3 separate regions of the Mus musculus genome follow, and regions 1 and 2 are each linked to region 3. A link is a loop called in an ENCODE intact Hi-C map of the cell type or tissue named here. Cell type or tissue: left cerebral cortex. All regions are shown on one strand.

Region 1 (5,000 bases), 57 kb before region 3:
CCTCCCATTCCCCTCACCCCAGATCATCTTAGATGTTGTTGTTGCTCATCTGAAATTCCCGTGTAACTGGGCAGCTTGTATTTTGTCTGGCATCCCTTCTTGTGTGGTTTTACTCACATAATGTAGACAGGAAGACTCTTGACTTAATAGAGCAGAATAATGTGGAAAGTGCCTCGGGCTGTATAAGGAGGCTCAAGAGTGTGGGCGGATGGAGGCCCAGGGAGGCAGGGCACAGCCAGGGTCCTCTCTGGGCAGGTGGCAGTGGAAGGGTCTGGTAGATGACTTCCTACGTGGAGCTGGGGTGGGGCCCGTGTCCAGATTGGAGCTGGTTGGAGTCTTTACCATTTGTCCGAAGCCCCCAAAAGAAGTCTAACTACTGCTCTTTTGTGCTCTCTGAGCCCAGGACTGGGTGGAAGGTAGGGCTGTGGCTCACAGGATGAGGTGAGAGAGCAGGAGTGCTAGCAAGTCAAGGAAGTGGCTGAGCGCTGGCTCCGGCTCTGGCTCTGGGCTAGTGGATATGTAATAGAGAAACAAACAAACAAACTGAATATGACCCCAGAAGAGAAGAGGAAGTCGAGTGTCCTTCGTTATTCTTTTTTTTTTCTTCTTCTCTTTGCCGTTCTTCCTTTTCTTCCTCCTTTCCTTTTTTTTTCACGATAGAGCCTTATGGATCTCTGGATCCCCAGGCTGATGCCAAACTTGCAGGAATGACCTTGAACTTCTAATCCTTTGTATCTACTGTATACCAGGTGTTGTTCTGCGGTTCAATGCAGAGCTGAGTGTCAAGCATGGGGCCTCTTACTTCTTTTCTTTTGTGTTATAGGTAGCATCTTGCTTTGTTGCCCAAACTGGCTTCAAACTCACAGCAACCTTCCTGTCTTGGGCTCTTGTGTCTGGGATTACAGGGGGTGCTTCCCAGCCTGACTACAGAATATTATTATTTTCCAATACTGGGGATTAAACCCAGGGTCTTGTGTGTGCTAGGCAAGCAACCTACTGTTGAGACACAACCCTAACTTTATTTTATTTATTTATTTATTTATTTATTTATTTATTTATGTCTGTTTTACCATATAGTTCAAGCCATTTTTTATTTTATTTTTTTTAAGAATTATTTATTTAATGTGTATGAGTATACTGTAGCTGTCTTCAGACACACCAGAAAAGGGCATCGGATCCCATTACTGATGGTTGTGAGCCACCATGTGATTGCCAGGAATTGAACTCATGACCTCTGGAAGAGCAGTCAGTGCTCTTAACCACTGAGCTCTCTCCCCCTCAAGCAGTTTTTTAAATCACTAACTAGGTAGCTAACCCGGGTGGGCCTTGCTTGATTCTTGACCCTTCTGCCTCAGCCTCTCCACTTTGTGTATATCCTCTGCAATGAGTTCTTTACTCTTATTTCATTTTCATTGTGTGTGTGTGTGTGTGTGTGTGTGTGTGTGTGTGTGTATACAGTTAGTTGTGCCACTGTGAACATGTGGAGGTCAGAGTGTGGGAGTCAGCTCTCTCTTTCCACTGTGTGTGTCCTGAGGATGGGACTCAAGTTGTCAGACTTGGCGGCAAGTGTCTTTGCCTGCTGAGCCGTCTCACAACCCAGCCCTGAGCACTTTTAAATAAGAATTACTCGCTTCCTTCTCCATTTTCCCAAGATTCCCCTCTCCATGCCTCCCAGAAGTACAGGGCCTGGCACTGAGTAGATGCTCAGTAAAAGGACCTCCTGCCTGGGCAGGGACTGGTTGTGGAAGAGGCAGGGCGTAGGAGCAAGAAGTAAGAACAGCACCAACCCCTCTGTTCACGAGGGGCAGGGTACCACTCATTCAGCCCCAACCCCTGCCGCCTCCAGCCATCCCACGCAGTAACATTCTTGCAGCTGAGGGCATCAGTTATAACAGGACAGAGACTAAACCTGCAGCAGCTTAGGTCATGTTTTGTGCCAAGTGAATAAAACAGAGCATAACCTTTTAGAACTGAACATTTTCAGGGTTTGGTATTATTTAGGTCGGAGATTACCTCTTGGAAAATTCCTCCGGATAGGAGTGAAGTTTTCCACCTCACCACTAGAGGGCGTTCAATCACCATTTTATTTGGGATTCTTGCTAATGGAGGTCCTTTCTCCTTTCAGCTTGCGGACACTGGCAGGTTACCCAACTTGAAGGAACTTCTACAGTCTTCCAGAGACACAGACAAACAGGCCTGGGACCTGGTGAGCTGGATTTTATCCTCCAAGATCCTGACAATCCACAGTGCCAAGAAGGCAGAGGTAAGACTTTGATGTATAGGGTCACAGGTTCTCAAGGTTGGCTGCTTTGTGACAGCGCCGATGCTCACCACTGGGCAGCTGGTTGAAATTCAGATTCATGGGTGTCACAGTCAGAGATTCTCATCGTATGTCTGGAGAACTCAGGAACGTACGTACACCGTGGACCGTTCCGCTGTGTGGTTTGGCATGGGTCTCCTCACCTATAAACTTGGATAACTATGGTGTACGTTAGTGGGGCAGATGTTCTCTTTGCAGGTATTTCTGTTAAGTGACGGGACGGGTCCATCCATGCCTTAGGAATGTCTCTCCATGGCAGAACACTTGCTTAGCCATACACAAGGTCTTGACTTCTATCCTGAGCACTGGAGGGGAAGGGAGGGGAGGGGGAAGGGGAAAGAGAGGGGATGAGCAAGGAGAAGAATTGGCTTAGTCCAGCTGTTAAACAAAAAAGTATCCTATATAGTAGTAGGATCCTTAAGTTTTAGGGTTCAAATCCCATTCCAGTCACTTACCTTTTATAAGGTAAGGCCATAGTCTTCTCCCAGAGGACCAGTGACAGAAAAGATGTTACCTCAGCACAGTTTCTGGCAGAAGCCAGATGTCCTAAAATTTAGGCATCCTTGCCTGGGTGGAAGCTCTCAGGGACAGGCTGGGATAACAAGGTCCAGAGTAGATCGTGTGGTGTTCTGTCCTCTGATGCAACAGTGGGGCGCTTCTCTGTGCTGCTACTGAGCTAAGCAATTTCAAATAAGCATTGAATTTTAAAATATAATGTTTTTACATTGGGGGGCAGTATGTGTGTAGAGGTCAGGGGACAACTTCTTGTTCTACCATGGAGGTCCTGGGATTGAGCTCAAGTTGTCAGGTTTGGTGGCAAGCATCTTTTTTTCCCCACTGAGCCATCTTGTTTGGCCCTCAATTTAAAACGTTAAAAAATTTTTCTTTAGATGAATTCATTTATTTGACACATTATACAAAAAAATTATATGCAACTGCATAAAAAGAATCACATTTTCATATTACTAAAGACAGTGGTCAAAAATAATGGGGGCTGGAGAGATGGCTCAGCGGTTAAGAGCACTGACTGCTCTTCCGAAGGTCCTGAGTTCAAATCCCAGCAACCACATGGTGGCTCACAACCATCCGTAATGAGATCTGATGCCTTCTTCTGGGGTGTCTGAAGACAGCTACAGTGTACTTACATAAAATAAATAAATAAATCTTTGCCAGGCATGGTGGCACATGCCTTTAATCCCAGCACTTGGGAGGCAGAGGCAGGTGGATTTCTGAATTTGAGGCCAGCCTGGTCTATAGAGTGAGTTCCAGGACAGCCAGGGCTACACAGAGAAACCCTGTCTCGAAAACAAACAAACAAACAAAAAGAATTGTTGAATGGACCCCAGGATTTAATGCAAAAAACACCTTGTACAGAAAATCTTCAGGCTTCTAACTTTGCTGAATCCAGCACTACATGTGTTTCTTTATACTCCTTCTCTTCTTCTAAGTCTTCTCCACTTTCTAATATCTGAGTATGGATATATATGCAGCCTCTAACTGGTGCTGGCAGTCTGGGATCATCATCCGGAACTCTTGTAGGATCTCTGCCGTCACCACCTCCTCCTCCTCCTCCTTCTCCTCCTCCTCCCCCTCCTCTTCCTCCTTCTTCTTCTTTTTAAAGATGTATTTATTTTATGTATATGAGTATGCTGTTCTCTTCAGAAACTGAGGGCATCGGATCTCGTTACAGATGGTTTTGCCACCATGTGGTTGCTGGGAATTGAACTCAAGACCTCTGAAAGAGCAGTCAGTGCTCCTAACCACTAGCCATCTTTCCAGCACCCCCCCCCCCCCATGGCATAGTTGTCACCATCTTCAACCTTCATGTTTCTAACCTTTTCTTCTTGCTGCCTTGCTCCGTTCTCACACACCCCTTCTTTGAGTAGTCACTTCACCATGCCAGTATTGATCTTGATCTGCCTCATGCAAGGATCAGCTGTACTCCCTAGAGCACTGCAGCCTGTTTTTATTTTAAAGATGTATTTATTTTGTTTTAGTTGTATGAGTGTTTTTCCTGCATGCATGTATATATGTATGCCATGTCCATGCCTGATGCCTGAGGAGACCAACCAGGGTGTCAAATCCCCTGGAACTATAGTTACAGATGGTTGTGAGCTAACTTGTGGATGCTGGGAACTGAATCCCTGTCCTTGTACTGGCTAGTTTTGTATCAACTTGACACATCTGGAGTTATCACAGAGAAAGGAGCTTCAGTTGAGGAAATTCCTCCATGAGATCCAGCTGTAAGGCATTTTCTCAATTAGTGATCAAGGTGGGGGGAGCCCCTTGTGGGTGGTGCCATCCCTGGGATGGTAGTCTTAGGTTCTATAAGAAAGCAAGCTGAACAAGCCAGGGGAAGTAAGCCAGTAAGGAACATCCCTCATTGGCCTCTGCATCAGCTCCTGCTTCCTTACCTGCTTGAGTTCCAGTCCTGACTTCCTTTGGTGATCAACAGCAGTGTGGAAGTATAAGCTGAATAAACCCTTTCCTCCCCAACTTGCTTCTTGGTCATGATGTTTGTACAGGAATACAAACCCTGAATAAGACAGTCAGTCCTCTTCAAGAACAGCAAGTGCTCTCTTAACCTCTGAGCCATCTCTCCAACCCTCTGCTTTTGGTTTTTGGTACAAAGTTTCAATATGTAGCCTATGGTGACTATAAAGTCATGGCAGTCCTCCTG
Region 2 (5,000 bases), 140 kb before region 3:
CAGAATAGCCATTATTTGCATATCACTCTCAGACCACGGGTTGTGATAAAGAAGAATTAAACACTTGTCAAGATGAATTTAAAATGACAGCAATTCAGGACACCAATTTGACCTCTCTGGAGTCCAGAACATGCCAATAAGGGGTGGTTGATAATTCAAGGCCTGCAGGAGGGCATTCCAGGACTTTAGGCCGCAAGGAGGCCCCTTCTTCAGTACTACCTTCCCTGTTGTCTGTAGAGGCCTCACTCTGGCCCTTCCTCAATGAGTCCTTTTGTGGCAATGGCAGACTGGGGTCTCTGCTCTGCTCACAGAATTGCAGGCTATCTTCTCAGGCTCATATTAATGTAGATCTGCCCATGGACAGACATCTGATTACTAGAGGCCTAAAGGTTTTCTGTTTTGTTATTTATTTATCTATTTATTTACTTATTTGTGTGTGTGGGGGTTCAAGACATTGTTTCTCTGTGTGTAGCCCTAGTTGTCCTGGAACTAGCTCTATAGACCAGGCTGGCCTCATATTCACAATGATCCTCTGCCTCTGCCTCCTGAGTGCTGGGATTAAAGGTGTATGCCACCTCTGCTTGGCTTTTTGTTTTGTTTTGGTTGTGTTGTTTTAGACAGGGTCTCACTACGTAGTCTTGGCTGCCCTAAAACTCTATATGTAGATCAGGATGGCCTTGAACTCACAGAGATCCACCCGCCTCTGCTTCCCAAGTGCTGGGATTAATGATGTGTGCCATTATCCTGGACTCCTCTGAAAGTTTTTTAAATTAGATTTAAATTAGAGAATTGCAGAACATTTTATCTATTTACTCTGTGTGAGTGTGTGTGTGTGTGTGTGTGTGTGTGTGTGTGTGTGTGTGTCTATGTGTGTATGTTTGTACATGTGCCATGGTGCAAGTGTGGCTCGCTGTCAGAGAATAATTTCCTATGGGTGTCATTTTCTTTTTCAACCATGTAGGTTCCAGGGATGCTGGTGAGTCAGGCTTGGCTGCAGGTTCCTTTCCCTGCTGAACCAAGCCTTCTTTACTTACCTGCATGAAAGCATGGTGCCAAATACTTGTACTCCTCGAACTTGGAAGGTGGAGACAGGAGGATTAAACAATCCAAGATCACCCACTACTACAAAGTGGATTCAAGGCCACCCTGGGCTAGGAGAGGTGAGAAGCCATTACACTCTTGCCTCCAAATGCTGCCAGAGACAGACACTGCTACCAGGGTTAAGTGGGTGCTCTGTAATTTTGATGGACTCCCCCATCAAGTTGGACCCCAACATATGTCTGCATACAGTAGTAAAAAGACAAGACTCAACATCAACTTGGACAGCACATATATGTCTCTCTGAAGAGCTGTCTTCCCATATGTGAGACATCAGATACGATAGCAAAGAGAAGTTGCTGGCGACTGTACCTTCCAGTGTGCTGACCCAGCTACAGGTCATTTACCTGGACCCTTGCTCTTAAAGATCCGCAAAGTTGAGGGAATATAGTGTTGTCTTCAGGTTTCAGACCAACTCAGTGAGAATGACTGGGCTGGACAGCAGGCAGAACTGGGAGGGATCTCGGGTTTCTATGGGGCTCTTATGTTAGGGGTGCTCTTCTCACCTACGGGAGTGCCCTAACTTAGCCTTGAGAAGCCAGTCTTGAAGCTACACAACTCATCCCTTGAATAGGACAAGGAACCTAGAGGATACCGAATGTCTAACAACTTTGAGCAGTTTTAAGGGAATTGTCTTTAAAAACACAGAGTTGGGTATAGTGGAAGAGACACCGCTGAGAAAGTGGGGGGACGCAAACACCTCAGTTTTGCGTGTTTTTCCGCAGCTGGGACCCTCTCTCACAGTCTTCACGTTCCCAGATCCTCAAGTCCGGACGGACCACGAGGAGCGGATACCTTACTGCAGTCCGGGTCGGCGCGGCAGCTCCCGCTGCAGTTCAAAGCGCAGGGGGCGCGTCCGCTGCGCAGCCGGGAATGTCCGGCCGCTTAAAGCGCTCGCCGGCTCTTTTGTTCCCCAGACCCGGCCTCCAGGGAGAGGGGGCTGGGGGAGGGGAGGAGAGGGGGGCGGCGGGCAGAGGAGGAGGGCGGTGCGGGCGCGGGCGGAGTGCGGAGCGCGCACCCCGGGCGCGGCTGACAGATCGCCGCGGTGGGTGCAAGATGGCGCAAGCGGCGCTCTCCGTGATACCCGATCCCCGCTAAGGCCGGCATGCGGCCCCAGCCTCCCGCCGCCCGGGCTCGGCCCCGGCCCGAGCCCCGGCCCCGGCTCCGGCGCCGGCCCCGCGGGACGCTGTGAGCCCGTGAGACCCCAACCACCCCCCTGAGTAGCGCCGTGCGTCGCCGAGCCCAGCGGACCGAGAGACCGATGGCTGAGCCGCGCACCGCGTCCCCGCGCCGCCTGCCCGCGCTGCGCCGGCCCGGGTTTCTGCCGCCGTTGCTGCCGCCGCCGCCGCCGCCGCTGCTGTTGCTGCTGCTGCTGTTGCCGCTGCCTGCGCCAAGCCTGGGTGAGCCTCAGGACCCAGGCGAGAGGGGCGGACCCCGGGACACTGCGGGAACCTGCGCTAGGAGCGCGTGCTGGAGGGACCTGGCGGGACAGCGCGCTGCGGGCACGGGGAAACCCACTCCGGCAGGGCTGCCGGTAGTTTGAAGGACTGCAGGGGTTCGGCGGGAGAACCCCGGGAGAGGGCCGGGGCTCGGTTTTCTACGCCTTCGGGGCTCAGGATAGGTTCAGGGCAGGATGCCGATTCTGGGCAGAGGAACTGGGAGCGGAGCAAAGCGGGAGTTGGGAAGGCAAGCTGGCAGTGCGGAGTGGAGGAAACAAGCCCGAGGAGAAAGAGCGGAGGAGTCCCAACAGAGGAAGGCGAGCCCGGGTGCACAGAGCTCGGCTGGGGACCCTGAGTAGCCCGAGGCGAACGAAGCCGGAAGCGACAGATCGGGGTCGGGGTCCGGGACTCTACTGCACTGGGCTGAGAAGGCATCCCCCAGGGTTTAGAGCTGGGACTGGGTTCGGGGGTATCCGACGAACAGGAAGGAAAGATTCCTGGTGGACTGAGTGGGCGATCCTGCCAAGGGCTGGGAGAGCTGGAGGAAAGGGTCGCCCAGGGCAAGCGCCTACCAGCGGTGCTGCCCAGGGCCCCGCCCTTCCCCGAGGGAGCTCTCTAGGAGTCCCTGCCCTGGGTTCTCCCGGCTACCCGTCGCTTCCTCCCGGGCTGTAAAAGATTCATCTCAGCAAAGAAGGATGTGGATCTAAGCCCTCCGCTGTCTCAAGTCCTTCGCAGACACACATTTGGATTATTCTTTCCTTCCCTTCCTTCCTAAAAAGCAAAATATTGCATCTGCACCCGAGAGAAACTTTATCCCCGATAGCTATAGCGGGGTTGGATTGGGGGAAGAGGCGGCTCAGACTTAGGATATGTGAAGGATGTAAAGGATTTGAACGACTGTGATCCTCAAGTGTCTTAAACTGTCCTTATGCTACAGAGAAGGCAATGCCTAGACCCTCCACCCCACTAGGTCTCACCCAGCAGGGAGGGGCTTGAGTCTGCGAGGGAGGAGCCGGGTCCAGGGTCACTAGTTCCCTGGAAATGTGTGGTGGGGGCTCGGTGCCCGCCCCTTTAGACCAAGAGGGCTTGTTTCTCTTGGAGTGAAGGCATAACTGATCTGGTAAAGTACTTGCTGGAGAGACTTGCTGTCACCTCTGGGATATGAGAGCCTATTCCTTCTGCCTGGACCCTGATTCACTCATCCCTCCCACACTCACCTCCCGCTCTTTTTTATCCTGAGGTTACCCAGGAGTGAAGATTCTAGGTACACAAGTGTTTTCTGCTAAATCTGGGAAATGTAAATTGATGTTTACCATTCCCCAACTCTCCTTATAACAAAGGCCAAAGAAACAACACCCAGAGCATGGGATAAGGAGGACAGGCCATACACAGCCCGTACCCTGAATACAGGGTCTCCCTACCAGGCACTGGACCAAGTCTCTGAGGTTTTTACCAGCAAATAGAAACCTGATTTATTTCTATTTCATTCTGCTTTTTAGGGTTTTTTTGGAGACAGGGTTTCTTTGTGTAGCACTGGCTGCCCTGGAATTTCCTCTGTAGATCAGACTGGCTTGGGACTCAGAGATCCACCTGACTCTGCCTCCTGAGTGCTGGGATTAAAGGTGAATGGCCCACACAAGGCTTAATTGTTACTGTTTTGTTTTTTTTTTTTAATCACAGTGAGGGGACATGTTGTCTCCCCTGTATGTGAAAAGCCAAAATGCCTCTCACTTTAATTCTTGGTCCGCACACCTCCATCCCACCAGTGCTGGAATTACAGGGAACCATGCTGGGTTTCAGCTGGGGAAGGAAACCAGGATTTTATGCAAACATTCTACCAAATGAGCTACATCCCAGCCCTTCGCATTGCTTTAGGGATTTTAATTTTCTGCAGTGCTCTCTTGTTAATCATGTCAAACAACCATGCGACACAAGCCACATTGCTGTTCCTTGATTTAAATAGTTGATGAGGAGAAGCTGGGATCGCACTGAATTTTTAAGATTCCATCCTGAACGTCTGTGAGGCTTCAGTGCCCGTGCAGGGTGATCACGAAAGCGGAGGCAGTGTTGAGCTCAGTCTTGCCTTTGAGGCTCTGATTTTTCTAAAAATCTTAAGTTCATTTTATGTGCAAGGGTGCTTTTCTTCCCTACACATCTGCTTCTCCACGCCTGGCTTCCACGGAGGCCAATAGAGGGCATGAGATCCTCAAGACTGGGTACAGATGGTTGCTGTGTTCCCCATATGGGTGCTGGAAATTGAACCTGAGTCCTCTAGAAGAGCAGCCAGCGTTTTTTAACCACTGAGCCATCTCTCCAACCCTCCAAGACTCAGATTTGCAAAGACCAATTGTGAGGTCCTGGGCACGTCACCTAACATCTCCAGGTTTTGGTTTTCTTATTTGTGAAAGAGCGAGTGGTATAAATGGTATTCACTCTTCTACAGTGGTTGAATTTAAGTAAAAC
Region 3 (5,000 bases):
GCTCCATCCCCCAGTCCTGAATGTGTGTTCCTTTATATTTGATTTGTTCTTGCTAGCAGCCCAGCAAAGCCAGAGCTTTGATAAACGCGCATCCTGTGCTTTGACTCTGAGGCCACCATGCAATCCTTCAGCCTTTAAATTACACCAGATGCTCCGAGCACAGGGGCTGTAGAAAATGGGACCAAGGTGGTACAAGGTCCAGTGTCCCAACATTACAGAGCTGGGCAGCTCCATCTGTTACGTTTGTTCCCTTAGCTCACATTTTCCATTTTCAGAGAAAAGCAGAGATTCCTGGAGTTATGAGTCTGTTCTGGGCTCCTGAGCAAGGCTTAAAATATGTCCCAGTTTTTGTCTCTTTTTTCCAGCATGAAGGAGATTATACAATAGCTGGCCTAGGATTCTGGCCAAGTGGTCCTCTGGCTTCTCCCAATTCTGTTGTCTCCTCTAGCTGGTCTGGCTGACCTTGCTCTAAATGACAGACGTTCTCTTTCTTTGCTTTCAAGCCTTCTACAGACACCCTGTTTTTCTAGACTGCAGGCCTCTGCTGTGGGTAACACCTGCCCCTGGAGTGAAACAACTGGTCTTCAGGGACAGGATTTAGTTTTGGTTTAAAGGGTTTAAAATAGTAAACCAAGGGCCAGTAGGTGGTGTCAGAGCAACCCTGGAGCATCAACAGATGGCAGGGGAGGGAGAGAGCGGGCTAGCACACTAGTCTATACTGGATCTCAGCATTTGGGAGGAAGCTGGAGAATCAGGAACTCAAGAGCAGCCTAAGCTTCGAAGTAAGTTCGAGGCTAGCGTGAGCACATAAGCTCCTGCTTGAAAAATCAAAACCAACCAACCAGGAGATGGGAAGCACAGTTGGGATGAGATGGTTTTCTTTCTTTTTCTACCAACTACTCCAAAACTGTCAGGAAACAGGTCACGGAGGGCTGGAGGAAGATAGGGCACCATTTAGTATCAGAACAAAAATCCATGTTCCCCTGGTCAGTCTGAGCACCTTTGGCCATCATTGTGCTGTGTTGGATTTGCTTTCTCGGGTCAGCATCTGCCTAGCTCCTGTGGGTGCAGTTTATAATCAAGTAGAAATGTCTCTGGCATGCACAAGGTCCCAGGTTCCTTCCCAACACAACCAAACAAACAAGCAAGCACAGAACAGCCACTGGCTCGTGGCTTGATCCTCTCCACTGTGGAGTCTGCTTATTTTCTGGACCAAATAAACGTTCACCTCAGCAAAGCCCTGAGTTTTTATTCTCAGCCAGTGCTGTGCTGGCTAACCGCTCAGTACTGAGTGACTCTTACCAGGATATATATGTGGCATAGCAGTAGGAAAAGGTACAGACGGGAAGCTACCTAGAGGGGACAAGAACAGAATCTATGGGGCTTTAGAGAACTTTAGAGACAACACCCCATTTTATGCAGTGCTGGGGAATCAAACCCAGAGCTCAGTGCATATTAGGCACCATACCATGAGAGTTACACCCCAGCCCTTGTCTCTGAGCCATTTTGACTTGGCTTTCATATATAGTAAAAGGATGAATCTCACTTCATTCTTTTGCATGTGGTTATCTTGCAGACCTGGCACCATTTGGTGAAAAACTCCTTATTGAAGGGTCTTGGCAGCTCTGATGAAAATCAATGGGCCTTAAACAACCTTATCTATGAACTTACCAGTCTATTCCTTTGCTTTATCTGTCTACTACAATCCTGCTGGCCTTCTGCAGTTTTGAAAGAAGGAAACTAGGAATCCTCCAACTTTGTTTTTAGTTATTTGGAATGCTTCATTTTGGTCCTCATGTGTGAAAACATTTTTTTTCCTTCTCACTCCAGTCCCAACTTGAAAACATTTCCACCCAATATCTGTGCCCTTTAAATTTTTCAAAAAACCTGGGCAGTGATGGCACAGGCCTTTAATCCCAGCACTCAGGTAGCAGAGGCAGGCAGATTTTTGTGAGTTTGAGGTCAGCCTGGTCTACAACATAGTTCCAGGATAGCCAGAGGTACACAAAGAAACTCTGTCTTGAAAAACCAAAAACAAACAAGCAACGCCCCCCCCCCCCAAAAAAAAACCCAAAAATCAAACAAATGTTTCCTGGAACTATCTCCAAAATTTGTGATACTGGTGTTCCACTGGGTTAACTCCAAGAACTACTTCCTCTCACACAGACTGGAGGGAAGAGTGGTAAATTAGTGCCACCTACTGACCATCTCTCTAAAAACAGCAGGACGATAGAGCCCCCTGTCTCACTTTCTGAGGTTACCTTCAGCCCAAAGCACTCACTGCCACTGGAGGGTGGAGAGTGCTTCATCTCCTTCATCTCTGACACAAAGGATGGACATGACCCTGGTGGGAAAAAGCCTTAAGAGAGATCTTAGAAAAACGCAGGCTGGTATCATCAAAGTGGAGACACAGCTTACTTCAAATAAGCATTCCATAGTTCTAGCAATAGAAAATAGATTCTTGGGACTGGAGAGGTGGTTCAGTTGTTAAAAGCACTGACTGCTCTTCCTGAGGTCTTGAGTTCAATTCTCAGCAACCACATGGTGGCTCACAACCATCTGTAATGGGATCTGATGCCCTCTTCTGGTGTGTCTGAAGAGAGTGACAGTATACTCATAAAATAAATAAATCTTTTTTTTTTTTAAAGAAGAAGAAGAAGAAAAGAAAATAGATTCCTGGGGCTAGAAAGTTGGCTGAGCAGTTAAGAGAACTGACTGCTCTTCCTGAGGACCTGGGTTCAATATCCAGCACTCACATGGCAGCTCTTTGTAATTCCTGTTCTAGGAATCTGACACTGTCATACAGACATACATGCAGGCAAAACACCAATACACATACCATAAAACGAAATAAAAATTCTTAGAAAACAGGTTCCTGAGGTGGGGATGTAGCTCAGTTGGTAGAGTGAAGCCCTTGTTTCTTAGCATCAAGAAAAGCAGGCACAGTAGCTGTTGCCTGTAATGTCAGTACTGGGGAGGTCGAGGCAAGAAGATCAGAAGTTCAAGGTCATCTCCCACTGTACAGAAAGTTTGAGACTAATTTGTGCTACCTGGGGCCCCGTCTTAAATAAATAAAATTTCTTCTGAGTCCTAGTCTAGAGTATTTATCAAATAACTTTGGGGCAGGGGCTTAAGTGTATTTAAACCAATACCTGCGTGCCTCTTCTCTTGATATGGGAGCTTGCTTTGTGGTCCTGGCTGACTTTAGACTTTCAGTCCTTTTGTCTCTGTTTACCCAGTAGTGGGATTACAGGGGTGTGTGCATGTGTGTGTGTCACTATATTCCAAGTGTGTATAGGTATCTTTAGAGGTCAGAATAGGGTGTCTGATCTCCTGGAGCTGGAGTTAGAGTAGGCAGCTGCAAGCTGACTGACTGGATGCTAGGAACTGAACCTGGGTCTTCGGAACTAATGGGAATCACTCTTAATCACGGAATCACACCCCCAGAGGGTGATTTTCAGAGGAGACTGGCAGGTCACTTTCTACATCCACTCCAGTAGTGACAAGCACGACAGGCCCCGAAAACCTGAGCTCTGTCCCGAGGCGAAAAGTTCATGGAAACTTAGTCTCCTGGAATCGTGGCATCCTGTATAACGAATGCTCCAATGTCTTTGCTTTAGTTGGATCTGCGTGCTTTCCCTTAATATTGCTTTATTACAAGTGCTCCTAAGGATTGATATTTTGACATATAGCTAAATTAGATTCTACGCAGTCCTTGATCCGACCTTGGGCATGGATAGCTAAGTCACTGCCCTACACAGAAATTTACCATTATCTAGGAAGAAGGAAGTTTGTGACCTAAAAAGGAACCAGAGTAGATATTTAGAACTATAGATAGCTGAGTTATACCCATACACAAGTATTTACAATGGCCTAGGGGGAAGGTAGACTATACAAGAGACTAGAGTAGGAACTTTGGCAAGGGCAGGAACCCCCCCCACCCCCCACCCCCCGCTTCTAAGATTAAGTGGACCTTAGGTGGAGCTGTTTTTTTTGGTTTGGTTTGGTTTGTTTGTTTGTTTTTAAAGAATCATTTATTTATGTATATGAGCACACTGTAGCTGTCTCCAGACACACCAGAAGAAGGCATCAGATCTCATTGCGGATGGTTGTGAGCCACCATGTGGTTGCTGGGATTTGAACTCAGGACCTCTGGGAAAACAATCAGTGCTCTCAACCGCTGAGCCATCTCTCCAGCCCCTGTTTGTTTGTTTTTTTGTTTTTTCCTTGAGACAGGGTTTCTCTGTATAGCCCTGGCTGTCCTGGAACTCACTTTGTAGACCAGGCTGGCCTCGAACTCAGAAATCCTCCTGCCTCTGCCTCCCAAGTGCTGGGATTAAAGGCGTGCGCCACCACGCCCAGCTGGAGCTGTTTTTGATGCCAGTTGTTAACATTGAATTTTTATCCCACTTGGTTCCTGCCAGTCCTTCTGTGTTTGCATTCCTCTGTTTTGTGTAAGAATCCAGTAACCTCTTTGTACCTTGCCAGTGTGTCACCCAACTTCCCTACTTCCTATAAAAAGTTTGATGCTCGATTTGACAAATTACATTCAGATCGACACTCCCTAGTGTTGAGTCTGTCAATTCCTGCCAACTCCTTGTCCACCTGCAACCAGAGACTCGTTCCATGCAGAAAGGGACCAAAGAGGGTCTGCTGCAGTCACTGTCTTAATGAAACAGCAGTTTTAACCCTTGAAGTGACATATTTCTGGGTAAGGGGTGGAGATTCTGCAAACCCTAAAAGTTCACTCTATCATTTGAAGAGGGAAATTCAGAAGAAATGGGGAACTCACACGGGAGACTTACGTCTGAGCCGAGGGTCTAAAAGGCTTGGCCAGTCAAATTCAGGTGCTGCCAACTGCAACATATAGATGTGAAACCATTCTCGTTTTCCAGGTATATGTGTGGTGTGGTGTGCATGTGTGTGCATGTTTATATAGGTATAGATGCACAAGTAGCACCCCCCCCCAATTGGCATCATGAGTCTTCCTCAGTTACTTT

What was found. Hi-C counts contacts between places; a loop is a spot of excess contacts. Peaks named below come from ENCODE experiments on the same cell type or tissue, not always from the same donor. Only the 100,000 strongest peaks of a DNase experiment are listed, where the experiment ranks them.
Region 1: a loop joins it to region 3, with 4 times the contacts of the local background. A loop is called at or near these places in 30 of 42 quality-filtered maps.
Region 2: a loop joins it to region 3, with 4 times the contacts of the local background. A loop is called at or near these places in 17 of 42 quality-filtered maps.

Annotation. Positions count from the first base shown.
Region 1 is chr9:65,223,928-65,228,927 of GRCm38, forward strand. It overlaps Parp16 (poly (ADP-ribose) polymerase family, member 16), which reads left to right. Exons shown (of 7, transcript NM_177460.4): 3 at 2,126-2,263. Among named protein-coding and RNA genes, the nearest start is that of Parp16, 12 kb to the left of the region's middle. In left cerebral cortex, CTCF peaks have their summits at 2,049 (motif pointing right) and 2,076 (motif pointing right); a DNase peak (open chromatin) is centred at 2,130.
Region 2 is chr9:65,139,056-65,144,055 of GRCm38, forward strand. Igdcc3 (immunoglobulin superfamily, DCC subclass, member 3) reads left to right here and starts at 2,099. Exons shown (of 14, transcript NM_001357257.1): 1 at 2,099-2,498. The coding sequence starts at 2,360. In left cerebral cortex, a CTCF peak has its summit at 1,901; DNase peaks (open chromatin) are centred at 2,079, 2,526, 2,711, 3,094 and 1 more place; H3K4me3 peaks cover 1,850 bases; H3K27ac peaks cover 318 bases.
Region 3 is chr9:65,281,287-65,286,286 of GRCm38, forward strand. No RefSeq gene overlaps it. Among named protein-coding and RNA genes, the nearest start is that of Clpx, 10 kb to the right of the region's middle. In left cerebral cortex, CTCF peaks have their summits at 649 (motif pointing right), 2,182 (motif pointing left) and 2,381; DNase peaks (open chromatin) are centred at 431 and 2,201; H3K27ac peaks cover 1,324 bases.